Linked DNA regions of Homo sapiens: region 2 is linked to region 1. Evidence: chromatin loops called from intact Hi-C (ENCODE). Cell type or tissue: OCI-LY7. All regions are shown on one strand. Links, peaks and the distances in the headings refer to the core of each region. The heading gives the core; the rest is flanking DNA. Region 1 overlaps LOC124904475 (a long non-coding RNA gene). Region 2 holds the start of LOC124904475 (a long non-coding RNA gene).

What was found. Hi-C counts contacts between places; a loop is a spot of excess contacts. Peaks named below come from ENCODE experiments on the same cell type or tissue, not always from the same donor. Only the 100,000 strongest peaks of a DNase experiment are listed, where the experiment ranks them.
Region 2: a loop joins it to region 1, with 4 times the contacts of the local background. A loop is called at or near these places in 2 of 110 quality-filtered maps.

What each region holds. Positions count from the first base shown.
Region 1 is chr1:193,530,841-193,546,671 of GRCh38, reverse strand. All of the region lies in intron 3 of LOC124904475 (a long non-coding RNA gene), which reads right to left. Among named protein-coding and RNA genes, the nearest start is that of LINC01031, 230 kb to the right of the region's middle. RefSeq lists enhancers at 6,288-6,357, 6,608-6,817. In OCI-LY7, for the core only: no CTCF peak of the experiment used is centred there; a DNase peak (open chromatin) is centred at 8,821; H3K4me3 peaks cover 1,495 bases; H3K27ac peaks cover 1,990 bases.
Region 2 is chr1:193,441,529-193,457,359 of GRCh38, reverse strand. LOC124904475 (a long non-coding RNA gene) reads right to left here and starts at 3,075. Exons shown (of 9, transcript XR_007066777.1): 1 at 2,958-3,075. In OCI-LY7, for the core only: no CTCF peak of the experiment used is centred there; DNase peaks (open chromatin) are centred at 7,949 and 8,239; H3K4me3 peaks cover 1,570 bases; H3K27ac peaks cover 2,449 bases.

The DNA of each region.
Region 1 (15,831 bases), core at 6,696-11,695:
AAATTCAAAATTAAGTATTTTTAAGTATTTATATGAAATAACTGAAAACTGAACTTTGCATCTGGCACATGGGTCACCAATAATTATTTCTGGAAAAGCTGGAGAAGCAGATAGGAAAGCTAGGATTATGTAAAATACTTTAGTTCTACATAAAGTGCCCTCCAAAACAAAGCTTCCCCTACCTTTATAATTAAGATGTCATTGGAGATTTTTCTAATCTTCTCCTGATTCCTTCCCCTTTACCCCAAAAATGACTTTCAAATGATGTGTCAGAATTAAGACACAGATTCATAAAGGTGAACTCAATTATGGCTTTACAGGGCAGTGTCTCACTCATCTTTGTATCCTCAGTAACTCTCATGCCGCCTGATACAGGAAGCAGTAAGTGGGCAGCCCTGGAACTTCCTATGTTTTTAAGATACTGTATTTCTATGTATCTACATTTCTGAATAAAAACAATTGCACCATACAAAATCTATTATTGTATACTATTTATTTATATACCACTTAAGAAGGACTGTTGGACTAAACATGCATTTTATTCACATTATTCATTCTGCCAGGAACCTGGGAGTTTGGCAAGCATCTTTTCTGTGGATGGTCTTCCTTGACTTCATATTCTTCCTAAGAAAGAAATTGGTAGGATGCAATTAGTTGATAGCAGCGTTTCTCAGTCCTGGCTACATAATTTAGTCCACCTGAAGAATTAAAAATGATACTGCTCCCTGGGCCCATTCAGCCTGTCTGGTTCATTGTTGATCACCTGACTAACTATCTGCAGAACTTTGGGGAAGTCATGTAACATTTATTCCTGTTAATTCACCTAGAAAATGATGACAATAGCTCCTGCCTTATACAGTCGTTGTGAAAGTAAAATTAGTTTATAATACAGATGCAATGCTTACAACAGTTCCTGGGATGTGCTAACTGTTCAAGAAGCATTAACTCATTACCACTTGGTCATTATACAGGTATTGGATGGACGGACGGATGGATTGATGGATGGATGGATGGATGGATGAATGAATGAAAGAGTAAATGAAGTTTCTTAGTAAAAACTTTTTAGTCTTTTAAGGGTCTCCTATTTAAAAAATTATTCCTACAGGGTCATATTCACTTACCCCTGATAGGAACTAAAGACAAATTCACTTACCCCTGATAGGAACTAAGGACAACTTACAAATGGCAGAATAATCCTTGATGGTTGAGGCACAGCAAGAAACTAGGGATGCTGAAAAGGAAACTGCCAGAGATAAATTGCCCGTATTTCTCTGTTTTGCATGAGCCAGCCCTGCAGGTGCCTGGACTGAAGCCCAGACCTTCCCAAAGACTTGCTCAAGTAGCATAATTTTTAGTGCCTAAGAAATACAGAATCCAAAGGCCTTAAGAAAACTGAAAAATACCTTAACAGAATAATAGTCATGTTCTCAACTTTTACTCCTTCCACGCCTCTTAAACACCCAAATTGGGCTATATAATTTGTTGTAGACATGTACATAAAACACAGAAAAAAATACAAACACAATTCTTTCCTACCCTTTACTCATTGTTCAACATACAATTACAAAAGCCTATTCATTTCACTGCATTTGCATTTAACGATGTTCATGGCCAGGAGGACAGTGAGGAAAAAAACAATCATTTTCAAATTATTACTGGACACTCAGTATTTAAGTAATTCATGACAAATTTTTACAAAACTTATGATACTGCTATCAACGATCTTCATTACTAGTGTCCATCATGGGAACTGTTACATAAATATACATAAACATAGGAGAGGCTTCCACATGGCCATGTTTATTCTGCTGCATTTAAAGAATAACCAAGAGTATGTAGAAAATATATGACAACATTTATTATACAACTCAAAGTACCTGAAAGAGGACCTAATTTTAAACTCATGGCAACACTTCTGAGATTCTTTCCTGTCTGCTTTTCTCTTATTCTAAGACTATTCCATTTCTTCAGACCTCTTTCTCCTACTCTGGTCCTACAGAATTCTGGTGCCCCTTTCTCATATCACTGATATAAATGGATCCAGCCTCCCTGTTTCCTTCAGTTTTCCCTTTATTTTACATAGCATCATCCTAGTTCTTCAACCCGGCAACTGGCCAGCCAGCAGGAATTCTTTGCCCTAAATAACTGTGGATTTGGAAAGCTGGGAAATAGCTATCATTTTTAAGACAAGATTTAGATAAATGGCTGCCATCAGTACAATATTATATCTGCCACCCAAATATTGATAGTCCATTTTAAGATTTCACTTTAAATGTATCAATTGAATTGTTAAATAAGTTTGGAAGAGTATAAATCAAGTTTCACACTGATTATCACCAAATAGATACTTTTTTTTTCTTTTTGGGGCTTGATAATATTTTAGAAGTTCTTCGATAGTAACAAGAGATTTTCCCTTTAAAACTTTCAAAATGGCACTTTAAACAGTTTCAAGTTTCAAATTATTGGAAAGTTTATATACTTTCTTTCTTGTCTTCTTGGACCTCTTCTATATTTTGCCATATTTTTATTGAATAAACAGCCACCCTTCATTAAAACAATTAATTCATTCATGCTTTAACTTCTTAACTTTTCAAGTACTCTCACTTTTCTCTCAACATTTTTGATCTGAAAAGAATGCGGAAGTGTGAATCTCTTATTTCTTCTCTCCTCCTCCTCCAGAGTTTATTTTAGATGTTTTTCTTCATTGCATCTTCAAGAATAGATGGTCTATTTGTGCTCATTAGCAAACTTCTGATTGCTTAGCAATTCCCTTAGGCTGAGGAAAGATTAGCCTTTTTTTTTCCCCCTTCGGCAAACTTAAAGTTATGCATCTTGCCTATCTGCCGTCTTTATAGTATTCTGGGTAGAAGAAAGGAAAAAAGATGGCAGGAGAAAGGTGGATCCCAAAATAAAAGCAATTAACCACCGAGACAAGTTATTTTCCTTCAGATATCATCCTGGAACACAAAAGCTCCTGGTGGCATTCCTGGTATCAAAATTCTCAGCATGCCTCTGACCTTACAGAAGCCCAGTGGAGCCAAAGTTTACAAACCAATCCAAGAGAATCTTAAACACAAGGTGAAGAACGCAACACAATACAGTTTTTGAATCCCCAGATAATCTGGTTTCTATTTTCCTAAGTTAATGAGTTCCACGTGGGGCCCAATTTTCATCTTATCCAAAGCAGTTCTGCTGTTTCTTCAAGGCCACACTTCCAGGCAAGTGGACAGAGGGGCTGATTCATCTGCTCCACATGCCCGTATGCCTCATGCTAGTTTTATTATAGAAAGACAATACACCTACGTAAAGGGAAAACTATGAATTGATATAAGGTATTTTTTTCTAATACCATTCTCCTCATTTATTTTGTTCTCAGTGCTATACATTCATTTGGGACATTTTGGTTTAAAGAAAATTATTCTGAAAAAATATTTTATATGACTATCATAAAATATAGTAAAGCACTGAAAAAAGCTCTAGTTTCTCCTGCCTGGGTAAGAGCTGAGACACAGATATCAGCACATAAAACTAGGTAACATCTCTTCCCATAAGAAATTGAGTGTTTTGTTCTGTTTTTATATATGCTGCTTTACATAGAGTAGAAAGTGAGGTGCCATGAAAAGGCAAGATGTGTTGGAGCAAGATTGAGAGTTCTGCAAGAGATGAGCCAAAAAAGGAGAAGGGATCTGGGGAAATGAATGACTCTGACATCACAAACCAGAGTTAGCAACGTGGCCAGAGGCACACAGTGGCAGCTGGAACTGGAGCCTGTCCTTACCCAACTCTACTCACAGCTGGTGTGCACTCAGGTACATAAGAAAGATTTGAAACAGGAAGAGTTATCCTACCAAGTGCAAACACTTCAGGAATGCAAGCAACCCTGTGGAGGGACCCCATGACACAGAAGACATCAGTGTTTATCTCACTTCAAAAAAACTGCTGAGTATTCCTGGCACCAAAACAGTTGAGAGCAAAAGTGACTGGGGTAAAACACAGGGTTTTTTTGTTTTTGTTGGTTTTTTGTTGTTGTTTTGTAAAGAAAGAAGAGGTTACAGAGAAATATTAGATATGGATGGGGCCAGATAATACGTGATAAAATTGGCAGACTAATTCATGAGGTTCATGTAAGACTTCTTACATCTAAAGAAACATCCTAGAGACACCTAACTTATCTTTTACTACGTGAGTTGCCAGGCCACAAGAAGCCACATATGGACCTGAAGGAAAAAACTGCACATCACAGAGGGATTCTAAACTTAACACTGGATGTGTAATTGGGATGGATTTCAGGTTTTCTCTTTGGGGAAAGGGGTAAATGTGTTCTGTGTATACAAAGAAGGGCACATGATAGATACTTGGTGGCCAAAGAATAGGACTGTAGTAGGGACAGACTAGCTGTCTACCAAAGATTCAGGCTCCCCTTCCAAGGTCCAGAGCCATCGCTGTGAAGTGACTTCCACACCAAGGACTACATTTCCCAACTCTCCAATATTGGTCCTGTAAGTGAATAGGAGGCAATGTGTTCTAGGCAGGAGCTAGGTACAGCACTTCTACACCTGGTTCAAAAAAACTTCTAGTATAATTCTTCCCCATCTGCCATCTGGAAGTCATGTATGGAAGAAGTGATTTTATCAGCCCATGTCTGTGAATACTCCATGAAAGAAAATTGCCACCCTCTCTCCACCACCACCAAGAGAATTTTTGTAAGAAATAAATTTCACCTACATTAAGACACTGAGATTTCAGAGTTCATCCATCTATTAAGCAGCTAATATGAGCATAAAAACATTTCATAAAACTGAATTTTGGAATTACCCAGTAATCCAAAAAGTGAACAGAGGATACAGTTTATTCAATTTCAATAAATACGATAGCACATTAAATTATAAGTGATTATAGTTTTAATACACAGAAATATCGAATATAAAAGTCACATAGGAATTCTATGCCCAGCATTATAGCAAGATATTCTCTAACCTAATCATATCTTTTAAGATGCAGGATTTAAAAATATCTTTTAAAATTCATCTAACCTAGCAAGAAAGTGGGGAAACTCTGAAAGGCAAAAAGTGACAAGAAAAGAGCGAATCCAGAGAGAGACCAAGTATTGAAATCACCAGTGGATTTCCAAAAAGCATTTGCAGATCACTTGGTTTTTACTGATAAACATGAGATTGAGAAAACAAAGCTTAAGGATCCCAGAAGATGAGATGTCAAATTACAATCCTCCAAAAAGTTGGCACTCAAAAGAGATGACAAGTCAGACAAAGAGTGAACTACATAAATAAAAGCACCTATGAAGGAAGACAGTGAGGAAAACTGCCTGACTAGGCCTAGGCCATGGGTGGAGAGAAAAAAATGTCTTGCCTGAGAATTGCTAACAATAAAGCAAACTTCATAACAGATGCGAGATCAGACTTTACATTATTTTTACAGCCTGAAAAACCTCGAGTAGAAAATAATTTAAGGTAGTCCAAATTGTAGTGCTCTCAGATGCTAGACAGAGGCAAACAAATGCTCTCTGTAGAAATGACCTCAACCTCAGACCCCAAAGAATTCCCACAGATAAAAGTCTCAACAAGCATAAGCTCACAATTGAAACACAAATCACAACTGGAAACAAGCCTGTGTGACTGAGACTTAAACAAATCAGTTCCACAAAAACTGCAGGTGTTTAAATTATCAATGTAAAATATGAATAATTAATGTTAAAAAAGAACAGATATCATATCTTATTTCAGGCTACTATAATAAATTACCATAGACTTAGAGGCTTAAACAAATATTTTTCACAGTTCTAGAGTTCAAGAATAGGGTACCAACATGGTCAAGGTTTTGGTGAAAGCTGTCTTCCTGGTTACAAAATCTCATGGCCTTCCTTGGTGTATGCATGCAGAGAGATCTTCTGTCTCCTCCTCTTTTCCTAAGAGCCCTGTGAGAGCTCTACCCTCATGACCTCATCTAATCCTAATCACCTCCCACAGGCCCCACCTTCAAATACCATCACATTCTTGATTAGGGTTTCAACACATGAATTTGGGGGGACAGACACTCAGTCTACAGCAGTTAGTAAAAGAATATAATGGCAGAATAAGCAAGTACCAAAACTATGAACCAGCAGATATGCAAAACAGTTAAGTAGAAAGGAAGAGTATAATATTAAAGTGAGAAATTCAAAGGAAGAGTTAAATAAGTTATTTGATATGGCAGAAAAGAAAGTAAGTTCAAAGATAGAGAGCTAAAGATTGAATGCAGAATGAAACACAAAGAGACAGATGGAAAATATGACATCTGAGATGTTGTGAAACATGAAGTTCGGAGTGAGAAGGTATAATAAAGATCTACTAACGATGTGGTGGTGCCTCCTGTAGTCCCAGCTACTTGAGAAGCTGAGGCAGGAGAATTGCTTGAGCCTGGGAAGTCAAGGCTGCAGTGAGCTGTGACCATGCCACTGCACTCTAGCTTGGGTGACAGAGCGAAACCCTGTCTCACGCACAACAAAAAAACTACTAAGATTTTCAAAAGATCCTACAAAGAATGGAACAGAAGCTCTAACAGACGAAATATTGATGGGGAGCTGACAAAAGACACCCATCCAAAGACTTAGGTATCCCAGAACATCTTAAGCCAGGTTAATAGAAAGAAATCCACACCTAGACTCATAGTAAACCAAAAACAATTTTAAAAGATCTTTAAAGCAACTAGAAAAGTAGAACAATGAAACTGAAAGCTGACTCTTCAAAAACTGAAAGCTGGAAACAGCTGAACGAAGTCTTCAAGGTGCTAAACATATATACATAATTCTTAATCTCCGAAAGATTTTCAACAAGGATGCCAGGACCATTCAATGGAGAAAGGACAGTTTCTTCAACAAATGGTGTTGAGAAAACTGAATATCCACAGGCAAAAGAATGTAGTTGGACCCTTACCTTACATCACATTCAAAATTTAACTCAAAGTAGATCAAAGACCTAAAAGATCTGAACTGTAAAGCATACAAGGAAAAATAGGGGAAAATCTTCATGACATTGGATTTGGCAAGGATTTCTTGGATATAACAACAAAAGCATAGGCAACAAAAGTAAAAGCTTCTGTGCAAAGGGCACAATCCACAGAGTGAAAATGCAGCCTACAGAATGGGAGAAAATATTTGCAAATCATGTATCTGATAAGAGGTTAATATCCAGAATATAAAAAAAAATGCCTTTAACAAGAAAACAGCCCAAGCTTTTAAAACAGACAAATCCTTTGAATAAACATTTCTCCAAAGATGATATATAAATGACCACGTATATGCAAAGGGACCCAACATTACTAATCATTAGGAAAACGCAAATCAAAACCCCAATGGATATCACCTCACGCCCATTAGGAATTCTACTATCAGAAAAAAAAAAAAAAATGGAAGTTAAATGTTGGTAAGGACAGGAAAAAATTACCAAGGATGGGAAAAATAGTGTTGGTGGGAATGTAAAATTGTACCGCCACTATAAAAGATAACCCTCAAAAAAAATAAAATAAAATAGAATTGCCGTATGATCCAGGAATTCTACATCTGGGTCTCTATTCAAAAGAAAGCAAGATCTCAAAGACTTACTTGCCCACCTATGTTTGTAGCAGCACTATTCACAATAGCCAAGTGGTGGAAATAACGTAGGTGTTGACCAGCAGATAATGGATAAACATAATGTGGTATATACATACTGATATGGTTTGACTGTGTCCCCACTGAAATCTCTTCTTGAATTCCCCACGTGTTGTGGGAGGGACCCAGTGGGAGGTAACTGAATCATGGGAACAGATCTTTCCTATGCTGTTCTCATGATAATGAATAAGTCTTATGAGATCTGATGGTTTTATAAGGGGGAGTTTCCCCACACAAGCTCGCTCTCTCTCTGCCTGCTGCCATCCACGTAAAATGTAACTTGCTCCTCCTTGCCTTCCACCATGATTGTGAGGCCCCCCGAGCCACGAGGAACTGTAAGTCCATTAAAACTCATTCTCTTGTAAATTAGCCGATCTCAGGTATGTGCTTATCAGCAGTGTGAAAACAGACTAATACACATACAATGGAATATTATTTAGACTTAAGAAGGAAAGAAATTCTGACCACATCCTACAATACAGATAAATCTTGGACACACTATGCTAAGTGAAATAATCCAGTCACAAAAGACAAGTGTAAGAGTCTTCCCTTATCGTCAGGGGATACATTCCAAGATCCCTGTGGATGCCTGAAACCAAGGGTATTAATGATGCCTATATATATGATGTTTCTTCCTGTACATACATACCTACAATAAAGTTTAATTTATAAATTAGGCACAGTAAGAGATTAATAACTAATAATAAAATAGTACAATTATAACAATATGCCAGCATCACTGCTCTTGTACTTTGGGGCCATTATTAAGTAAAATAAGGGTTACTTGAAAACAAACGCTGCAATACCTGGACAGGTGATCTGATCACTGAGATGGCTACTAGGTGCCTACCAGTCAGGTAGCATATGCGGAAGGGCTATGCTGGACAAAGGAATGATTCACATCCTGGGCTGAATGGGACAAGATTTCATCACACTACAAAGAATGTCACCCAATTTAAAACTTACAAATTGTTTATTTCTGGAAATTTTTATTTAATATTTTCAAACCACAGTTGACAGCAGGTAACAAACTGCAAAAAGTGGAACCACAAGTAAGGGGAGTCTACTGTACTGTATTATTCCTCTTACATGAGGTATCTAGAGTAGTCAGATTCATGGAACCTATTCACAGAAACAGAAAGTAGAACGGTGGTTGTCAGAGCCTTGGGGGAGGGGGAAAGGGGGAGTTGTTTAATGAATCAAAAGTTTCACTTCTGCAAGATGAAAACATTCTGGAGATCAGTCACACAACAATTTGAATATACTTAAAACTGCTAAAAACGACTGGGAGGTAAAAATGATAACAATTGAACTTAGAAAAAGTTAAGACGACAAACTTCATTTTTTCCATTTTTTTCTACAACAAACATTTTTAATACAATTAAATACAGTCAATCACGTGTTGCTGAGGTGATTTTGTCATTGTGCAAACAACATAGAGTGTACTTCCACAAACCTAGATGGTATAGCCTACTACACACCTAGGCTATATGGTTTAGCCTATTGCTCCTAGGCTACAAACATATACAGCACGTTACTGTATTGAATACTGTAGGCAATTGTAACACGATAAGTATTTGTGTGTCTAAATATATCTAAAGATAGAAAAGATAACACACTGTGCTATGTTAAGACAGCTGCCACATGCCACTATGCCACAGGAGTTTCTCAGCTCCCTTATAATCTTACCCCCTGTTGTATCTGCAGTCTGTCGTTGTCCAAAACATTATGTGGTGCATGACTGTGTATAATTCATTATCTATAATCAATTGCCAAACTATCAGTCAAGAATGAAGGGAAAAAACTCAAGACAATAATTACTCAATACTTCTTACCAATTATTCTGCTCAGTTATTATACTTTTGACATAAAATTTATATAAAAGATGAATATATATTTTAAGAATAAGATCAGTGAATGCCACCATTTAAAGAAACAGAATATTATCAATATCCCTAAGGCCCCCGGTTTCCCTACCTGATTGCTTATACCTCCTTTGTCCCTCTCTTCAGAGTTAGCCACTATCCTTACTTTTACCTTAATTATTCCCTTATTGTTCTTTATGGTTTAAACTCACATGAATTTCCTATCCACATGTTGCTCAGTTTCAGCTGCTTTTTAAATTTTAAAGGAAATTCTGTGTATATATTTTTAAGGCACCTTTTGTTTCTTACTAATATATGTAGCTGTAGTCCATTTTCACATTATATGTTATTCCATTATATGCATGCAATACAATTTATCCACTGCAAATGTAGATGTGCATTTGGCTTGTTCCTGTTTTTTGCTTTTAAGGATGTTGCTTTGAACATTGATGTGTCTGCTGACATACATGTGAGTTTCACCAAGCTATAGAGCTGTGCCTTAGAGTGTTCACTCATTTCACTTTTTAAGTAAAACGCAAAACTATTTCCAAAATGGTTTTACAATTGACACTTGAAGCCGAAGTATAAAAGTTCTCATTTTTTAAAAGTAACATTTCTGTTTAAATTATATTACCTAAAAATTGGTCACATTTTTCCTGCAATGTGGAAGGTCTATGTTGTACAACCACAAATGATTCATTTGATGTATTTCTTTACTGTTTGTCATTGAATTTTCATTTATAAATAGCCCTGTCTCTCCTACATGTTCAAATTTTTCCAATTCCAGGCAAATTCCACTTATAATGTAAGAAACAGGAATATATTCTCCTGTGACATTATTTAACACAAGAATTTGGGCCGGATGCAGTGGCTCATGCCTGTAATCTCAGCACTGTGGGAGGCCGAGGCAGGTGGTTCACTTGAGATCAGGAGTTCCAGACTAGCCTGGCCAACATGGTGGAACCCTGTCGCTACTAAAAATACAGAAATTAGCCAGGCATGGTGGCACAAGCCTGTAGTCCCAGTTACTTCGGAGGCTGAGGTAGAGGTTATAGTGAGCCAAGAGCACGCCACTGCGCTCCAGACTGGGCAACAGGAGTGAAACCCTGTCTAAAAAAACAACATGAATTTGGTTCCAACAGTTTTGTGTCTCCACTCCCATGTTTACTGCAGCACTATTCAACTATTCACAACAGCTAAGATTTAGAAGCAAGCTAAGTGTCCATCAACAGATGAATGGATAAAGAAAATGTGGCTGGGTGTGGTGGTTCACACCTGTAATCCCAGCACTTTAAGGGGGTCAAGGTGGGAGGATTGCTTGAGCCAAGAAGTTGGAGACGAAGCTTGGCAACATAGTGAGACCTCATCTCTACAAAGTAAAAAAAAAATAGCTAGGCATGGTGGTGCACGCCTGTAATCCCAGCTACTCAAGGGGCTGAGATGGGAGGATAGCTTGAGCCTGGGAGGTCGAGGCTACAGTGCACCGTGATTGCTGCCATTGCACTTTAGCCAGGGTGATAGAGAGAGACTCTATCTGGAAAAAAGAAAGAAAAAGAGAAAGAAAGAAAATGTGGTACATATATACATTAGAGTACTATTCAGCCATAAGAAAAGAATGAGATCCTATAATTTGCAACTGCATGGATGGAACTGGAGGACATTATGTTAAGTTAAATAAGCCAGGAACAGAAAGACAAATTTCCCATGTTCTCACTCATCTGTGGAAGCTAAAAATTGAAATAATTCAACTCATGAACATAGAGAATAGAATGATGGTTACTAGAGGCTAGGAAGGATAGTAGTGATAGAGGAAGAATGGGGATGGCTAATAGGTACAAAAATATAGTTATTAATGGATAGAATGAGTGAGACTTGGTATTTGATAGCACAGCAGGGTGAGTACAGTCAACAATAACTTACATTTTTAAATAACTAAAAGAGTATAATTGGATACTTTGTAACACAAAGAAAGGATAAATGCTTGGGGTGATGGATGTCCCATTTACCCTATTATACAGTATATACCTGTATCAAAATATCTCATGTACCTCACAAATATATACACCTACTATGTACCCACAAACATTTAAAAAATTAAAATTAAAAAATAAGATACAGAAGAATCGGAAGACAATGTTGTCTTTAAAAACAGAGTTTTATGATCAGGGCTTAGAAGTGGGTTTTGCAAAGATTGATCATTATCCTCTGAGAAAAAGAAAAATATATACAGTAGCACCATACTATTTTATCAGAGTTAAATAATTGTACTGTTTAGGTCTCAGTCTTTGCCTTACACAGCTTGACACAGAAAACACCAGGCATTTGTATTCTAGTCCTATCCCTAAGTACCTATGGGACTTTAATCGAGAGATGTCACCTCATTTATTGGTGAAATGAAAGATTAATAATCTCAAAGCTTTGTTTCATCTGGAAAATTCTATTTACTCTCTGCTATTATGTCACTAGCTGGCAATTAGCAGGCTCTTATCCTGCAAAGGTCTTTTTTATGGCTTTTATTGTGTTGTTCTCTAATTGAATATGGCTGGGTGTGCAATCACCAGTTTTCTCTAAGACCCGCCACTCCTAACAGTTACATCCTGACCCAAATGTTCAAGCTGCCTCCCTGGACTTGAAACACTTGAGTTTTCAAACACTGCTCTATAGTAAATACTTTTACCCATTGAGAAACACTAATATTTATCACAACAACTAGTTCTTTAGAGTGCACCTTAGAGTTGATTGTTTTCATGGGCTTTACTTCATGTATTTTCATGTGTATTCTATGTCACAGTCGTCCTGATGATCCTTTTGACTATGGAATATGTAGAGCATCTTTCCATTGCCCAAATATTAGCAAAAACAAGTCAAAATGTCTTCTTTAATAACCCACAAACACAATGTCATACATGCAAATGCTGTGGTGCCTCACTTCATGGAGAAAGCCCAGAATTCAAGTTGCCAACTTCCCACTGGTGATTGGCACAGTAAGCCAGGCTATAGGGAAATGAAGTGGGATCAGATGCTCTTCAGCAAGTGTCTAGCTCTGCCCAGAACCACTCTGAAAGCCTCCTCCAGACAATGCGGAGGAGCCAAGCCGAACATATGCTCGCAGAGGGGGAGTCAGGAAACAACTAGGACATCAACATCCACATCTTGGCATGAGCTACTAACCCTTAAACACTTCCAGCTTCTCTCTATAGGGAAGAGGAAAGAAAGCGCCACATTTCAGCAAATTTAATGACATGTCCCAAAACGTACTTCCCCAAATTCAAAACCCCTGAGAGGAGTCCATACACGATATTTGCAACTTGGCACTGTCTCAAAACATTGCCTATCTTGTGTTAATGTGTTTATTTGCTTTTAAAAGATTGTCTTGTTCACCCACGAGCAGTCAAAAGAACACACAGTATTGTCAGCCAGATTGGCTGTAACCATTATTATAACCTTTACTATATCTGCTGACATTCTGTTTTTGTTCCCAGTCCAGATGTCATGTATAATGGAGTATATTCTCTCATTATGTGCGTTAGTGCTTAGGAATGCCAACATAATTCAACGAACTGCTTGATATCTCAGAAAAGTACGTTTTTGTAAATTATTCAAATTTTCCATAAACCAGCTACAAAACAGGGCATTCACTACCTAATTTCTCCTGGAGCTTGCCCTAGATACAATGTTAAATTAAGCTGAAAAATTACATGGTTTTCTATCAACTGAATCAGCTGAAACATACCATAAGGTAGTAGTATGAGGCTATTTTACTATTATTCTGAATAAGAATACAATTTGGTGGGAGAAATCCTAATCCTGAACCTCCAATTTAATATGAGGGAAGGCTACTTAAAACTAGCTTCAAAGCATACCACAGAGCCTTGGAGACAGGGGGAAAAAAAAAAGCACCAATTGTATAACCCCATTAAGGAACCCCTACTTGTATTTTTCTAGGCATGTTGGGGGCACGTCACAGAAGGAACTAACAATTTTTCACTTTCCTTAACTTTTATTTCAGGTTCAGAGGGACATATGCAGGTTATATAGGTAACTACATGTCTTGGGCTTTTGGTGTACAGATTATTTCATCGCCCAGGTAGTAAGCATAGTACCTGATAGTTTTTTGATCCTCTCCCTTCTCTCACCCTCCACTCTATAGTAGGCCCTGGTCTCATTTGTTCTCCTCTTTGTGTTCATGTGTTCCCTTTGTTTAGCTTCCACTTATGAGAACATGTGGTATTTGGTTTTCTGCTCCCGAGTTTACTTAGGATAATGGCCTCCAGTTCCACCCATGTTGCTACAAAGAACATGATCTCATTTATTTTTATGGCTGCATAGTGTTCCATGGAGTGTATGTACCACATTTTCTTTATCCAGTCTATCATTCATAGGCATTTAGGTTTATTCTATGCCTTTGCTATTGTGAATAGTGCTGTAATGAACGTATATGTGTGTATGTATCTTTATGGTAGAATGATTTATATTCCTTTGGGTATATACTGAGTAATGGGATTGGTGGGTCAAATGGTAATTATGTTTTAAATTATTTGAGGACTGGATACAGTGCTTTCCACAATGGCTGAACTAATTTACATTCCCATCAGCAGTATATAAGCATCCCCCTTTCTCTGGAACCTCACCAGCATCTGTTATTTTTTGACTTTTTTAGTATAAATAGCCATTCTGACTGGTGTGAGATGATATCTCATTGTGGTTTTAATTTACATTTCTCTAATAATTAGTGATGTTGAACATTTTTTCATATGCTTCTTGGCCACCTGTATGTCTTCTTTTGAAAAGTATCTGTTTATGTCCTTTGCTTACTGTTTAAGGGGGTTGTTTTTTCCTTGTAAATTTAAGTCTGTTATACATTCTGGATATTAGACCTTTTTCAGCTGCTTAGTTTGGAAGTATTTTCTCCCATTCTGTAGGTTGTTTAATCTGTTTATTGCTTTTTTTTTTTTTTTTTTTTTTTTTTTTAAGATAGGGTCTTGCTCTGTCACCCAGGGTGGAGTGCAGTGGCACAATCTCGGCTCTCTGCAACCTCCACCTCCCAGGTTCAAGCAATTCTCCTGCCTCAGCCTCCTGAGTAGCTGAGATTATAGACACCTGCACCATGCCCGGCTAATTTTTGTATTTTTTAGTAGAGATGGAGTTTCACCATGTTGGCCAGGCTGCTCTTGAACTGCTGACCTCAAGCGATCCACCCACCTCGACCTCCCAAAGTGCTGGGATTACAGGTGTGGACCACCACACAGTGTTGATAGTTTCTTTTGCTATGCAGGAGCCCTTTAATTAGGTCCCATTTGCTAATTTTTGTTTTTGATACAATTGCTTTTGGTAACTTCGTCATCATTTTCTACTTTCAATAAAACTCCCTCACCACTGTTTGAAAACCATTTTTTTTAAGTTAACTAATGGCCCTCCTTTTGCCAACCCAATGGTCAATTATCTTTCCTCCTATTAGATATCCTGCAGCATTTGACACATTTGGCTAATTCTGTCATCTCTGTATTCTCTAACCATCTGTGTCACTTTAATTTTCCAGATTTTTCCCCTAGCACATTGCTTTCTATCTTTCAGTCTACTTTGTTGACCTCTCTCACTCTCAGATTTATTCAATTATCCATGATTCTCTTTTTGGCCCTCTTCTCTTTCTAGTCTCCCTAGACAATCTCATCCCATTTACAGCTTCCAATAGCATCCATATTTTTGATGATCCCCAGATTCAAATATTTAATCCCAATCTCCCCACTAAACCCTAGACTTGTATATCCAACCACTCTACATCTCTGTTTGAAAATCTAATATCTACCTCAAATTTAATGTATCAAAAAAAGAATTCTTGACTTTCTAAAGTCACTTTTTCCCTGGTCTTCTCAATCTCAGAAATGATATCATCATCCACCCTGCTGATCAGACTAAAACCTTTGTATCATCCTTGATTCTTCTATGTTTCTCACAGCCCAAATCCATCTACCAGGACATTGCGTCAGTTCCACCAATAAATACACCTAGAATCTGACCACTTCTCACCATTTTCACTGCTATAATTTTAATTCAAGACATCATCAACTCTCATTCAAGCTAACAGCATCCTGGTGGGTTTTCTGTTTCCACTCTCTTCTGAGGGTTCATTCTCCATGCAGTAGCCAAATGATCCTTATAACACAAAAATTGGGTTATACCTCTACTAATAACAAGCTAATCACTTCCCATGCAAAAAAATAAAATCAAAACTAGATCTGAATCTAACTAACATCAACGTCCACCACTTCTCACTTTGTCCACTACTCTCTGTTCACAGTGGACTTTTTTGCCTTCGAACAC
Region 2 (15,831 bases), core at 5,478-10,477, 88 kb after region 1:
ATCCAGGCTCTGTGTCTACAGTCACTCAGAATTCAAATTCAAAATAACAGAGTCTTAGTCCACTGTTTCTCAAGGAGATGTTTTGCCCTCTACACTGCAATATGAAAAAAACAATGCCTATAACCAGCAACTCAACATGTGTTTTCTATTCTAACCTGAAAGTTTCATTCTGTAAGTTTCTACCCAGCAACTCTCAGTGACAAGAGAAATTTCCAAGTCTAGCCCAGCCTAAAAACTGATCACCCACAAAACAGAAGTGGGAACCCAATGAGGCTCCTTAAGTAAATGCTGCAACCTAACATTTAATCATGCAAACATTCCACAATACACATGAGTGATAGTTCAAAGATTTCAAACATTTATGCAATTGTGTGTCACAGAGTGGTTTTTACATACATTTTCTCGGGGCATGTCTGTGTCTAATAGCTGGGTATGGCTGGTTTGTGTTTTATATCACCTCATCAGCACTCAGAAGAGAACAGTCGATTACTCTCTGAAATCCAAGTTTTTCAAAACATTCAGTATGGACAGGAGTGACATCTTGTTACCTTTCCCAAGTAACCCTTTCCTACCCCTCCTTCACCTATTCACTGTGCCTTCTGAAACTTCAGATCTGTGGCCAACAAACCTACTCATATTTTCACCTTTTCTTTAAATGACCCTTTGCACTGTGCTTATCTAAAATTCTTCTCTGCAGCTGTCTCAGGGACAGAAAAGGAGCCGGTGTTCTTTTTGACCCACATAGCTGCTTCTAAACAGTTTATTTCTCCAAAAGCTTTCAAAACCCACAGCTTCTCTGAAGCTACGCCATCTTGCTATGCCACCCACCTTCTTGTGCTCTCCTCTATGGACTTCATTCATATGGCCCCCCATTTATTGAAGACATTGCTGACTCCCTACATTTCTTCTACCCCTACAGCATTTAACATTCCTTCAGACTTCAGCAACCACATGATGTCTCATCAGAAACCTTGGTTTACCAGTTCTTCTATTTCACCTCCATATAGTTCTCTTCCACTTTAGCCAACCGTTCCTGTTGTTAAAACTGACACCTTGTAAATATCAGTAAATGAGTCATCACCAAAATTTCCATTTGAAATCTACCACTTTGATACTTCTCTTCTTCTAGCTCATTCTAGAATGTTCACTTCATTCATTCTACTTCACTCTGACCTTCATCCATGGCCTCACTACTTTTTCATTCCCATCCTGTTCATTTTCCTTCTTATTCAAACTAGATGTAAGATCCATGACTATAATCATTCTCTAGGAAACACCCTCAACTTCCTCATCATATTTCATTCCATTGTAATTAACTGGGAACCTTTTTTTGTTCTCTTCCTCTTGCCTGCCTGCCACTCAGCAGCTGAATCTAAAAAATATCACACATTGGCTTCTTGGTTTCACCGTAACTTCATGATAACAGACCTAAAATGATCAGATACCAATCCCCAGCAACGTTAAAATTTTTCCCAAGTAAGTTCATTTTTCCCCTTCCAAGATGACCTTCCTTTCTCTTTAAACCTCCTCTCTATCCTTTCCGATGAGGATGTTGCCACAGAGTCATTAAAAAAATAGAAACTACTAGATTAGAATTCCTTCATAGTGCAAATCAATTCTGCACATGTTTCCTCTTTGCAATTTTAAGTGTCTTTACACCTACCAAAAGAAATTGTTTCCACAGGCGCTTTTGCTCCAACCCTCTCACCTTCTCAAGAAGTGCACAGCTTCAGCCATCTCCCCATGCCCTACCATCCACCCATTCTCTCTGTCAGATCATTTCCACACATATTTTCACTATCTCCCATATATTTTTACATATATTTTCACTGTCTCCCATATACCTTCACTATCTTCCATCTTAAAAAAAACAAAAACTCTCTTAAGCTCATAGTCCCCAATCCAGCATGTTCTCTTTCTCCTTCTTTCCTCAACAAAACTCCCTGAATGAATTGTCTACATCTGCTAGCTCTACTTTCTTATTTTCAAGTCACTTTTCAATCTATTAAGGTTGCCAACAACCTTTTGTTGCCAAATCCATGATCACTTTTTTTTGTTCTTATTACACGTATTTCTTCAGCAGCATCCTTCGGTGGTCACATTCATTCCTGCACTTTTAAATATCATCTATGATAACAAATTTCAAATTTATACCTAGATCAAAGTCCAGACTTCACCACCACCTACTTGCAAACTCCTCTTGAATGTGTAATAGGCATCTCATAAGACAAAAAAGTCCTTCCCAACTCAGGAAACAGAACCACAGTCCACTGAATTATTCAAGCCAAAATCAATGACTCTTTCTTTCCCCATTCTTTCCAAGCCATCAACAAGTCCTACAGATCCAAAACGCATCTCAAGTCACTTCACTGCTCTCCATCTGTACAGCCACCATATTCCAGGCACTGTTTCTTTCCAGGACTCCTTCCACAGTCTCTGAATTGGTTTTCTGTTTCGTATCACTCCCACAACACCAATTACTCATTCCCCATAAAATAGTAAGATATTTAAAAAGATAAGTTAGATTGCATTATCCCTTGCTTAAAATCCTTCAATGTTATCCTATTTCTCTCAGAATAAAACCAAGTTTCTAACCATAGGTTTGTGCCCTATTCAACCTCACTCTGCACAACACTCCCCTCATTCACAATAGTGCAAGAACATCGTCTTCCTTCCTGTATATTGTTTGAACACACCAACTCTTTTTCTTCCTCTAGGACTTTGCATGTGCTGATCTTTCTATCTGAAATGCTTCCTCTCCCTCCTCTCCTCTTACCCCCATTTCACTTGACTGACATTCTCATTCTCAACATTTGGCAAAGATGTCACCTCCTCAGAGAAGTCTTCACTAGCCTTCCTCTAGAGTAGCCTCCCACAGATATTGTCTATCTCATTATGTTTATTTTTCCTAAACTCTAATTACAATCCATAGTTACCTTATTTATATATTTGCTTACTTTTTCATTGTCTTGTCTTTCTCATTATAGTTGAAGCCCACTGATGACAGGGACTCTGACTGTCCTCATCACTGATGAATCTTCTGCACCTAATGCATTAGCACATTGTAGAAATTCACTAAAGATCTGCTGAATAAATGAAGAAATTTGTTTCTGGTACATTTTACCTATAATATATACATTGAGGATATTTGAGAAATAATTGAAGATATGGCTTAAATTTTCCACATACTTCATTTTCAAAATTATGCATTGCCTTTGGTGTTAAAGTTTTAGGTTTAAAAATAGTTGTGTTCTTGTTTATTATTATTTGTTTTTTTAAATTTATCTTTAATAGACAAAAATTATATACATTTATGGTGTACAACATGTTTTGAAATATGAATACAATGTGGAATGACTAAATCTAGCTAATTAACATATGCATTAGCTCATATACTTATCATTTTTTTGTGGTGAGAACACTTCAATTCTACTCTTTTAGTGATTTTCAAGCATGCAGTATGTTATTAACTATAGTTGTAGTACTGTTAATAGCATCTTTATTTAGCCTGTTATTTGCTTGGAATGTTTGGATGTTTTTACTGCCTAGATTTAGACAAGCATATGGTAACCAAAGCGGGTTACAACATATAAACATAATAATATTAACAACTACCATTTCTGAGAGCTTACTATATGCCAAGCACTGTTCTAAATCTCGTGTATACTAAACTAAAGCATGATTATTATGCCTGCTTAATGGGTGAGGAAATCATATATACCTTCTGATTTGAAGTGGTCACAAGTAAGGGAACATTTTATAATCCTCTTCATTAGGACTCAGTAGTATTAATTGTTAGGAATGACTAAAAAAAACAGTACAAGCATCTTTTTTGGGGGGAATCACACATGCTGAAAAGGCTTTCCATAATCTTTCTTTGAAAAGACTTCTTCACTGAGGTAATAAAACTCATAGTGTATTCAAACCAATAAAACCAAATGCTTAAATCAAATATTTAAACATTCATTTATATGCATTTTACATCTCTCTGTAGAGTAAAATAAAGCATCCTTTGACCAGAGGCTTTCCTCCCATTTCCCCTGGGTCCAATGTCATGCCAGCCCATTTCACAGATAATAGAGCTGGGATGGCCAGCAGCAGCTGATGTAGTATTGATTACTTTATGACACTACACATTGAATATTTAGTCTAATAAATGATTCTCCTGACTCCCTCTGAGTCTCTAGCTCGAGAGAGCTGTAGCTGCCAGCATAGTTGGAATTAGACCACCTCTTCATTGCCTTTCCTTTACATGGATACTGGAAAAGCAGGGTTCCATTTTCAAGAGTAACAATGGAGAATGTGGGCTATGATGAGAATAGAGTCAAACTGAAGATTATTTATAAGTAATTACATTTTCTGTTTTGTTTTATGAAACATATACCATATGTTTTCATATTAATGGGTTTTTACATTTTGAAAGAAAAATTATTTATATATGTTGAATCTTCTCAAATGGTCTTAAAACTTATGATTCTAACAAATAACCTTGAAAGGCTAATAAATTAACTCTGTATCATAATATAAAATTAAGAAATGATTGTGAGGGGAAAGGAAGAATGAATTTTGAATTTCTTTTAACAGAAAGAGACTGTCAAAATGCATCTGGATTCTGCAAAAGAGTGCTGGATCTTGGCAAAGGAGTAGCATATCAATAACCACACACCTCCCCCTAGAGTATGCCTCTTATCATCCTCAACTCTTATTCACATGTTCCTGAAGCATCACTGTATTGGCACTTCACGTGCACCATTATAGGTCTTCCTAGCCCGCCCACCCCACACTTCAGCCCCTGCTACAGCAATCAGTTCTGCACAGGCTCCTACCACCTTCCCAAAATGTAATCTGACAACTCTGAACCTTGGCCTATGCTTTTTATCCCAGGACTTGTCTGAATCTGATCATCACTCAGGTGTGCACCACATTGTAGGGAGCATAGTTAATGCCTATGGGGTTTCCATTGACCACTGGGGAACCGATAGTGGATACGTGCTTCCACTTTGGTCCCCACGCTGGACAGTTCTGAAATATATTTAATTTTGATAGGCTTCTTAGATGATCCCAGCAACATCCAGCACCATTCAACCCGCAGCAGTAGCCAACTTGATAGCTCATCCTTATTTTGGCTTTCCTAGCTTTGCTATGCCCCTAGCCCTTCACCCCTGGCCCCTGCAATTAGTCCCCAAATAAACTTGCATGCAAGACTTGTCTTAAGCTCTGCTTTCAAAGGAAGTCAGGCTAAGACATTTCTTTCATGTAAAAAAATTTTAGGTTGGGCAAAACATTATGTTATTCTACTGATAAGTGATTTTAAACATCTCATATTTATAATTAATAACAAATATATTATGAAACAAAATGCACATTTTACATTTATTGGTATCTTAAAACACAAAACTTTAAAGAAATTTCACACTTTCAGTGGTCAACACAGGAATGCCCTCTCAGAAACCAAATGGTTACCACAGTAGATGCAGAGTAGGCCCCTCAGATGCACCAACATATGCTGGTGCCCTCAGTGTCTAGGGGCCAATTTGTACACACCTGTCAAAATCTTGTTGCCTGAGGGCTTTTCTCTGAAGCTTCTGAAAGCCTGGACTACCTCAGCAAATAGTAGGCCAGAAGTTTCTGGAATTAACCCCTCTGGAGCAACCTTCAACCAATGACTGATAGGAGTGAGGAATTTATACTTAGCTCAATAGATAGACGATAAGATAGAGAAATAGGTAGATAGATAGATAGATAGATAGATAGATAGATAGATAGATAGATAGATAGATAGATAATAGATGATAGATAATAAATAAATAGATTGAAAAATAGATGATAGATAATATAGACTGACAGATAATAGATGATAGACAATAGATTGACAGATAATAGATGATACATAGCAGATTGAAAGATAGATGATAAATGGATAATAGATTAAATAGACAGATGATAGATGATAGATTTTTTAAAGACAGATAATAGATAATAGATGATAGATAGATGGAAGATAGATAGATAGATAATAGATAGATAGAGATAGATCAATGATAGATAGAGACATAGGTATATAGATGTACATATTTCACATTCCCCAGGAGGGATAGCTGTGAAGTGTACATTCTACACCATTTCCCAATTTCCCCCTGGTATTATGTAATAATGGCAATTAGTAGTAACTGGCTTGATGATGTACCTTCTATTGATTGCCTTCCGTTTCCCATCTCACTTCCTTATTTCCCTTCTGGCATTTCATACATTTCTCAAATAAATTATTTTGTACTAAAAGCCTGTCTGAAAGTCCATTTCTGTGGGCACTCAAACAGAAACAATTTTGTTGGTACCAAAATCTGTAAAGCATTGCCCCAGGTCATACATAATGAGAATACTCTTCTCTATAAAACACGCTCAGCACTTTTACCCACTGGTGTCAACAAGTTTACATGAGATCTAAAAATGAGAAATCAGACCCTAATTCACAAATGGATGTGTGAGAAGAAATTCAATGTGCATATCTATTCTTAAAATATGTGTGCCTCAGTGCCTTTGAGGCTTAGGGTTAAGTTGGGGTAAGGTTTTCCATTGGTTTGGGTTTTTTGGTTTTTTATGACTTAGTGGTAAATTTCATTCACACACCTAACAAACTGATTGTTTCAAAAATATTTTTTACCAAAATAATGTGAACTCTGTTTTCTTCATTGTAGAATAAAGAACAGCTAAATTGATTTCAACCACTTTCTCAATCTTTTCATGATAGTCTCTTCAAATGGCAAACTGCTGTGTGAGGCATTTATTTTTAACATTCCAATATCAGAGTGTGTTGCTTAAGATCTCAACCCTCAGCCTCCTCCACAGACATGCCATTTTTCTAAAAGATAAAATTGAATCGAGAAATTTGCCCAAAGGAAGGAGATGGAGGAGATAGCTGACCTAGGTTTATGCCTGCCCAAAGTGAAAAGAAATATATAGTGTCCTCCTTGGATATTGTCACGTTAAATTTGCTTTTAATGAGTTCCTTCTCATTTCCAGTATATAGACAGCATTATTCTTTGAAAGTCTTTCCATCTTCATCTGATGTCCACAGACTTCCTCCAATTCTAAGAATAAAGAGCCTACAGGAGGCAGCAAGAACAGGGAGAGATGCCAAAAGTGTAGGTCTTCTAAAAGATCTTATCCAATTCCAATGATTTTAGATGAACTTAGACGTTGAGATGGGATGGAAAAATAAGAAGAAAAAGTTACCATTACTCATTGGAGAGATGGGACTATCATATGGCTGCTCTGGGTAAATCTCTAGGAGAGATATTTACAAATATTTTCTGGCCTCTTTCTATATATTAAGTATTGTACTAGCTCCTGAGAAATCAATATTAAATAATGTATATTTATTTGAGAAATTATTTAATAATTTACAGAAAAACTAAATCCCAGATTTCACTAGAGTATTATAAAAGTGGCCACTGAGCGCTTCATTTTGGTGCTACAAGATCTCAAAGAGTCCTCTCAAGGAGCTTGGGGATTCAAGTGTATCCCCACCTTGCCTTTATGGAAAAATTCACCCTCCTGCCGCCAATTCCTCAAAAAAATAGCAACATAAGAGAGGTTTTTTTCATTCTTTATCAACATAGTTGATAACTGGAATTTATACAATGTGCTTGCAATATTAATAGAACATTTAACAAGAGAAAGTAGTATCAGATAATATAACCCCATTGCCCTTACTGGGATATTCTTACCTTAAAATGTGAAATTTGACTCATCTACCCTAGCAACAACTATTTTTTTGTACAGACTTAGCTACACAAGTATCTCAGAAATATTAGTGAGAATAGTGTCCTTTTATGCTCTGCTACTCCTTTGACCCTATTTTACTGAAATTCTGTTTAACTTCCTCTCTCCACCCCCACTCCCCACTGGCTCAAGTGTAGCCTCTCCCTTTAATTCGCAAGACTCTGAAGGCACAGGTGGCTAAGCCATGACGTTTCACAGACTCCCTGCCTGGTTACTGTGGGGCCAATTTAGCACCATTGGATCACTTCACTGACTATACCAGACACAGTACCAAGCACCAGAGAGAAAGAAATCTTCTATCTCATGATCTAGACAGACAGAGACACTTAAGATGTGTGTTTTTTTCCACAGTGTGAGGACTGTGTCATAATGGGGGCATGTGAAAGATACCATAAGAGGAATGTGGCCCAGAAGCAGAGGGCAGAGAGGATGATGGACGTTTCCTGCCAGAGGTGAGACACAAGCTGAGGCTTTAAAAAGGAACTGAAGTCAGCTGTGCATAGAAGGGGTGAGGGAATCAGTGATGCGCTGTGTTCCTTTCTTTCTGTAAAGGCTCCCCAAGAACATAAGATGAAAGGTGACACAGAAATGGAACACAGCTCAAGCAATGAAGGTCAGGACTCTCTGCAATCCCATGAACCAAAGAGTTCGTAGGAACATTGTGAATAGCAGAGGTGAAAGTGAGCCCCACACCTGCTAGGACTGAAAGTTCAAACAAATCTCTCTACTCAGCTCTACCTGGGTTTTACCACTTGCAGAAAAAACAAAGGTCCTGAGAGGTTTATAAACCTCTTAAGAAATGAAGTTCCAGCTATCAACATAATTTACTAATTCCACAAAGGTCAGCAAGAGAGACTTTATAAAAATAAGTATTCAGCATTTTACCTTATTAAAAACTGAAAGGTAGCCGGTTATGCATAAATAGGCTTAGTTTACCCACAATTAAGGGAGGAACTTGATCCACAGATATGTACACATGTTTGAGAGGACATTCAAGTGCTTGGTAATTTTTAAAATGTACGTAACACTATATACCAACGTCTTGTGTTTTATATACTTGTGCAAGTTAGCAACAAAATCAGTCTCCCTTTGTCATAGTCAAGCCAACAGAAAGTACAGAGGGCCCCTGGATCCTCTGACAATTTGACTTATGATTTTTTTACTTTACAATGGTGCAAAAGTGATTCACATTCAATAGAAACTGTACTTCCAATTTTGGATTTTGATCTTTTCCAGGGCTAGCAATATGTGATGCAATATTCTCTGGCAATGCTGGGCCAAATCATCTAACACAAAGCCTATTTTATAATAAAGTATTAAATATCTCATGTAATTTATTAAATACTGTACTATAAGGGTTCTGAGCACATTTACAGAATTCTAGGGTGAGCCACGATATTCAGTAGATTCAGTGTATTAAATGAATTTGCAACTTATGATATTTTCAACATGTGATAGGTTTATTGGGACTTAAACCCATAATAAGTCAAGGAGCTTCTGTATAAAGACAGACAGCCTTGTCTTCTGAGTGAAAACAAGAAATACAAAAACAAAATTATAGAAAAGATAATATGCTTCCCCCTCTTCATGGACAAAAATTGCACTTTTATCAACATACTTTCTTACTGAAAACAATTGACAGTAACACGCTGCAGAGTGACATTTCAGCCAACAATAGATCACATATATGACAAGGGTTCCACAAGATTATAATGAGGCTGAGAAAGTCCTATCGCCTAGTGGCATAGCCATCATAATGTCAGAGCCACAATGCACTGCCTTTTCTATGTAAACAGCTAAAGATATGTTGAGATATACAAATACCTACTATTGTGTTACAATTGCCTACAGTATTCAGTGCAATAATGTGCTGTGTAATTTTTTAGCCTAAGAGAAATAGGCTATACTATATATTCTAGATGTGTAGCAGGCTATACCATCTGGGTTCCTGTAGGTACATGATGATGTTTGCACAATGACAAAATTGCCTAACGATGCATTTCTCAGAATGCATCCCCATCATCAAGAGACACGTAACTGTATATCCATAACTTTCTTGGCAACTGGAGACTGAAAAGGACTCTAGAATGAAAACTTGTCATATGCTTCTCCTCACAATGGGAATCAACTAATGTGTGGTATCTTCAGCCCTGATCCACTTTACACATAGTCACGGCATACATATCATTTAAATGAAAAATAACAAAATCAAAATGACCTGGCGCTTTTATGAGAATATTCATCTTTAGTAGCCTTTAGAAATGTTAATGAGTATAGATGAGTCTCCATTCTGTAAAAGGGAGAGAAAATCTATAGCAGGGAAATGTCACCTATGCTGAATGGGTTGGTGGAAAGCAGCCATAGATGGGCAAAGTAACATTTTTAAGATGTTGCCAAAATACTCTCAATAAATTAGGTATTGATGGGACGTATCTCAAAATAATAAGAGCTATCTATGACAAACCCACAGCCAATATCATACTGAATGGGCAAAAACTGGAAGCATTCCCTTTGAAAACTGGCATAAGACAGGGATGCGCTCTCTCACCACTCCTATTCAACATAGTGTTGGAAGTTCTGGCCAGGGCAATTAGGCAGGAGAAGGAAATAAAGGGTATTCAATTAGGAAAAGAGGAAGTCAAATTGTCCCTGTTTGCAGACGACATGATTGTGTATCTAGAAAACTCCATTGTCTCAGCCCAAAATCTCCTTAAGCTGATAAGCAACGTCAGCAAAGTCTCAGGATACAAAATCAATGTACAAAAATCACAAGCATTCTTATACACCAATAACAGACAAACAGAGAGCCAAATCATGAGTGAACTCCCATTCACAACTGCTTCAAAGAGAATAAAATACCTAGGAATCCAACTTACAAGGGACGTGAAGGACCTCTTCAAGGAGAACTACAAACCACTGCTCAATGAAATAAAAGAGGATACAAACAAATGGAAGAACATTCCATGCTCATGGGTAGGAAGAATCAACATCATGAAAATGGCCATACTGCCCAAGGTAATTTATAGATTCAATGCCATCCCCATCAAGCTACCAATGACTTTCTTCACAGAATTGGAAAAAGCTGCTTTAAAGTTCATATGGAACCAAAAAAGAGCCCGCATCGCCAAGTAAATCCTAAGCCAAAAGAACAAAGCTGGAGGCATCATGCTACCTGACTTCAAACTATACTACAAGGCTACAGTAACCAAAACAGCATGGTACTGGTACCAAAACAGAGATTAGATCAATGGAACAGAACAGAGCCCTCAGAAATAACGTCGCATATCTACAACTATCTGATCTTTGACAAACCTGAGAAAAACAAGCAATGGGGAAAGGATTCCCTATTTAATAAATGGTGCTGGGAAAACTGGCTAGCCATATGTAGAAAGCTGAAACTGGATCCCTTCCTTACACCTTATACAAAAATTAATTCAAGATGGATTAAAGACTTAAACGTTAGACCTAAAACCATAAAAACCCTAGAAGAAAACCTAGGCATTACCATTCAGGACATAGGCATGGGCAAGGACTTCATGTCTAAAACACCAAAAGCAATGGCAACAAAAGACAAAATTGACAAATGGGATCTAATTAAACTAAAGAGCTTCTGCACAGCAAAAGAAACTACCATCAGAGTGAACAGGCAACCTACAAAATGGGAGAAAATGTTTGCAACCTACTCATCTGACAAAGGGCTAATATCCAGAATCTACAATGAACTCAAACAAATTTACAAGAAAAAAGCAAACAACCCCATCAAAAAGTAGGCAAAGGATATGAACAGACACTTCTCAAAAGAAGTCATTTATGCAGCCAAAAGACACATGAAAAAATGCTCATCATCACTGGCCATCAGAGAAATGCAAATCAAAACCACAGTGAGATACCATCTCACACCAGTTAGAATGGCGATCATTAAAAAGTCGGGAAACAACAGGTGCTGGAGAGGATGTGGAGAAATAGGAACACTTTTACACTGTTGGTGGGACTGTAAACTAGTTCAACCATTGTGGAAGTCAGTGTGGCGATTCCTCAGGGATCTAGAACTAGAAATACCATTTGACCCAGCCATCCCATTACTGGGTATATACCCAAAGGACTATAAATCATGCTGCTATAAAGACACATGCACACGTATGTTTATTGTGGCACTATTCACAATAGCAAAGACTTGGAACCAACCCAAATGTCCAACAATGATAGACTGGATTAAGAAAATGTGGCACATATACACCATGGAATACTATGCAGCCATAAAAAATGATGAGTTCATGTCCTTTGTAGGGACATGGATGAAATTGGAAATCATCATTCTCAGTAAACTATTGCAAGGACAAAAAAACAAACACCACATGTTCTCACTCATAGATGGGAATTGAACAATGAGAACGCATGGACACAGGAAGGGGAACATCACACTCTGGGGACTGTTGTGGGGTGGGGGAGGGGGGAGGGATAGCATTAGGAGATATACCTAATGCTAAATGACGAGTTAATGGGTGCAGCACACGAGCTGGCACATGTATACATATGTAACTAACCTGCACATTGTGCACATGTACCCTAAAACTTAAAGTGTAATAATAATAAAAAATAATAATAATCAAAAAAAAAGATGTTGCCAAAAAAAAATTAGAACTCAATAGCCTTGACCTGAAGAATTTAAAAACTATCAATGGTAATAAAGTTAATTAGCTGGTTAATGGCAATAGATGAATAGCTATTTATATTTAATGCCAAATAAAGTGAATGTCTTGGCACCTAGGAAATAGTATATATTAGCCTCATAGAACTATCAAGACAGTTCCAATTCCACAGTCTGATTCAATAGGCATGAAAATCAGAAATTTCCCTAAAGTGTCTGTAGTTTTATTATCAGTTCTCATCAACTTGCTTTAGAAACCTCTAGCTCTTTTCAAGTAAATTCCTATTTCATTTCATGTATTATAATTCATGCTGAGTTTCATGTTTTATAATTCATGTTTAGTCTCATCAGAATGTTATAAAAGGCAGTGTTGTAAGTGGAGCTCTGGATTAGCTTCATGCCCAGGTAAAATATTCATTCAAAGTATTATACAAAATAGGCCACTGAATTCTGATATAAAAGAACACAAGAAGTTCACTGATATGGCTTCAGATCCACATTATCACTAACCCTCAAAAAACCTCCACTTGTTGAATGTTTATGTACTATCAAAGAAAGAAATACACAATTACTTGAAAATGCCATCACAATAGTCTTCCTTTGTCCAACCACATATTTATATGAGGCTGGATTTTCTTCAGACATATCAACCACATATCATACAGCAACACATTGAATGCAGAAGCAGGTATGAGAATTCAGCTATCTTCAAGACAGACACTAACAAGGCTTATAAAAAATAAAGGAGTGCCACTTTTATTACTATAATTTTTATTTAGCAATCGTTATTTCTATGATATAATAATATTTATGTTAATGTATAATGCTTTTATTATTTATTTTAATATTATTTAATATTTAATTATATTATTATTATTTATTATGGGCTTAATAATTGTTAAGTGTGAAAAGGTATGGTGATTCTTTCAGCTGTTCAGCATGTCTATTCCAATTATGCATTTTGGAACTGGGGATACAACCACAGGATGGGTTTGAGGATACACCTGACTCACAGCGAGATGAATTTGAGCTAAAACTTTGTCAATTACCTGACCTCCATAAGCCCCTACTCTGACTGGAGGGCCACCTTGACATTTTGGGCCTCATGGAATCAGTGCTAGTTCAGAGTCAATGTTCAAGAGCCTCCTCCCAAATCCTGATTATTGCCCTCTTTCCAATGCACAATTATCATTGTAATAAGCTTTAGGTCCTTTGAAGGAAGGCTGAGAGAAAGATTAGCAGTACACATTTTCAGTTGTGTTCAAGGGTCATTCCTCAAGGAGACCCAGTCTTCCCTTCATTCAAGGGGCTCTGGGTCTGTCAACTGGCTCAAGTCTGAGAACTGATTGAGGGGCTATGATTCTGTTTCTATGATTCTCATTAGAATTTTATGATTCACTTTACCTGGAACTTGTCTGCTTATACAGATTGAGTAAGAATTTAATAGCTTCCTATCTATTTCACTTCTAGGAACACTATAATTAACAGGCCAACTTTACCAGTCTGCGAGAATCAGACTATTCTGATTACTGCTTTGACCCTACTGTCCCTTAGAGTAACTATCTTCACCATGCCTTTGGCAGTTGAGTGTTGCCACTTGGCTCTTACTCCCTGTCTTACTCTGTTTTCTGTTGCAACAGAATACCACAGACTGGATAACTTATAATGAAAAGATGTTTATTTGGCTCATGATTCTGAAGACTAGGAAATCCAAGAGCATGGCACTGGCATCTGGTGAGGAGATTCTTGCTTGCCATAACATAGCAGAGGACATTCATATGGCAAGAGGGCAAGAGTGTGCCTATCAGCTCAAGCTTCCCTTTCTCTTCTTATAAAGCCATGGGGTCCCAATCTGATAATCTTATCTAATCTTAATTACCTCCTAAAGGCATCACTTCCAATCAACATATGAACTCGGGGATTAAGTTTCCAACACATGAAATTTAGGCGACACACTCAAACCATAGCATTCCACCTCCAAAATGTATGTTCTTCTCACATGCAAAACACAATAATTCAATCCCAATTGCCCCAAACTCTTGTTCCAGCACCAACTTTAAAAAGTCCAAAGTTATCTGAATCAGATATGGGTGAAACTCAAGGCACAAGTCAACTTGAGGCAAATTTCTTCCAGCTGTAAGCCTGTGAAATTAAACAATTTCTCATTTCCAAGATACAACGGTGGAAGAGTATAAGATACATATTCCCTTACCAAAAGGGAGAAATAGTCCAGAAAAAAAGAAGTAACAGGCCCCAAACAAGTCCAAAACCCAATAGGGCAGACATTAAGTTAATCTTTCACTGTATGTGCTGCTTCCTAGACACACTGCAGGCTTTGGGCCCCAAAACTGCCTCACTCTTTACTATGGCTTTGTTGGACTCAGGCCACATTTCAGCTTTCTCAAGTTGTAGCTGCACAGTGGTGCCTGCAGCTTTCACAGGCTGGCATTGCATGTTGCCAGTGACTGTACATTCTGGGATCCCTGCAGCAGTCCTGCTCCCAGAGCTCCACTAAGCATTGATTTAGTGGGAACTTTCTATGGCAGCTCCAACCCCAAAGTTCTGCTGGGCATTGCCTTAGTGAGGGATCTCTCTGATTACTCCAACCCTGGGACAAGTCTCTTCCTGAACTCCCAAGCAGTCTGCAACATTCTTTAAAATCTAGGTGGATGCAATTATACCCCCACAGCTCTTACATTTTGTTGGTCTACAGAATTAATACCATGTAGACACAGCCAAAGTATATGGCTTGTACCCTTCAGAGTGGCAAGTCAAGCCACACCCAGAGGGGTCAAGTTATATCCAGGACCACTTGAACCACAACTGGAATGGCCAAGGATTGCTGCACTGGGATGCAGAGAGCAGAGACACAAGGCAGCCACGGGCAGTGAGGCCACAGAGGGTTCTCAGACCTGTCTCCCAAAACCATTCTGCCCTCCTAGAGCCCTGAGCCTGTGATGGGAGGGGCACCCTCAAAGATCTCTGAAATACCTTTGGACTCTTTCTCTCATTGTCCGGATGATCCTTTCTATCTCTTTAGCAAAGAGTCCCTGGGCTACACTCTTGGTTTCCTTTTCTGAATACACTTTACTCTTTAAATGACCAGGCTGAGAGTTTTCCAAGTCTTTCTGCTTTGCTTCCCTCTTAATTACAAAGTCCAGATTTAAGTCATTTTTTAATTTTCATAGCCTAATATAAGCAATTTAAAGTAGCCAAGCAGAAACCTGAATGCTTTGCTGCTTAGACATTTCTTCTGCCAGATATCTTAATTCATTGCTCTTAAGTTCTGTATTATGAACACAACCCAGCTATGTCCATTGCCAGTTTATAACAAGAATGACCTTTACTCCAGTTTCCAATACCTTGTTCCTCAGTTCCATCTGAGACTTCATCAGAATGGC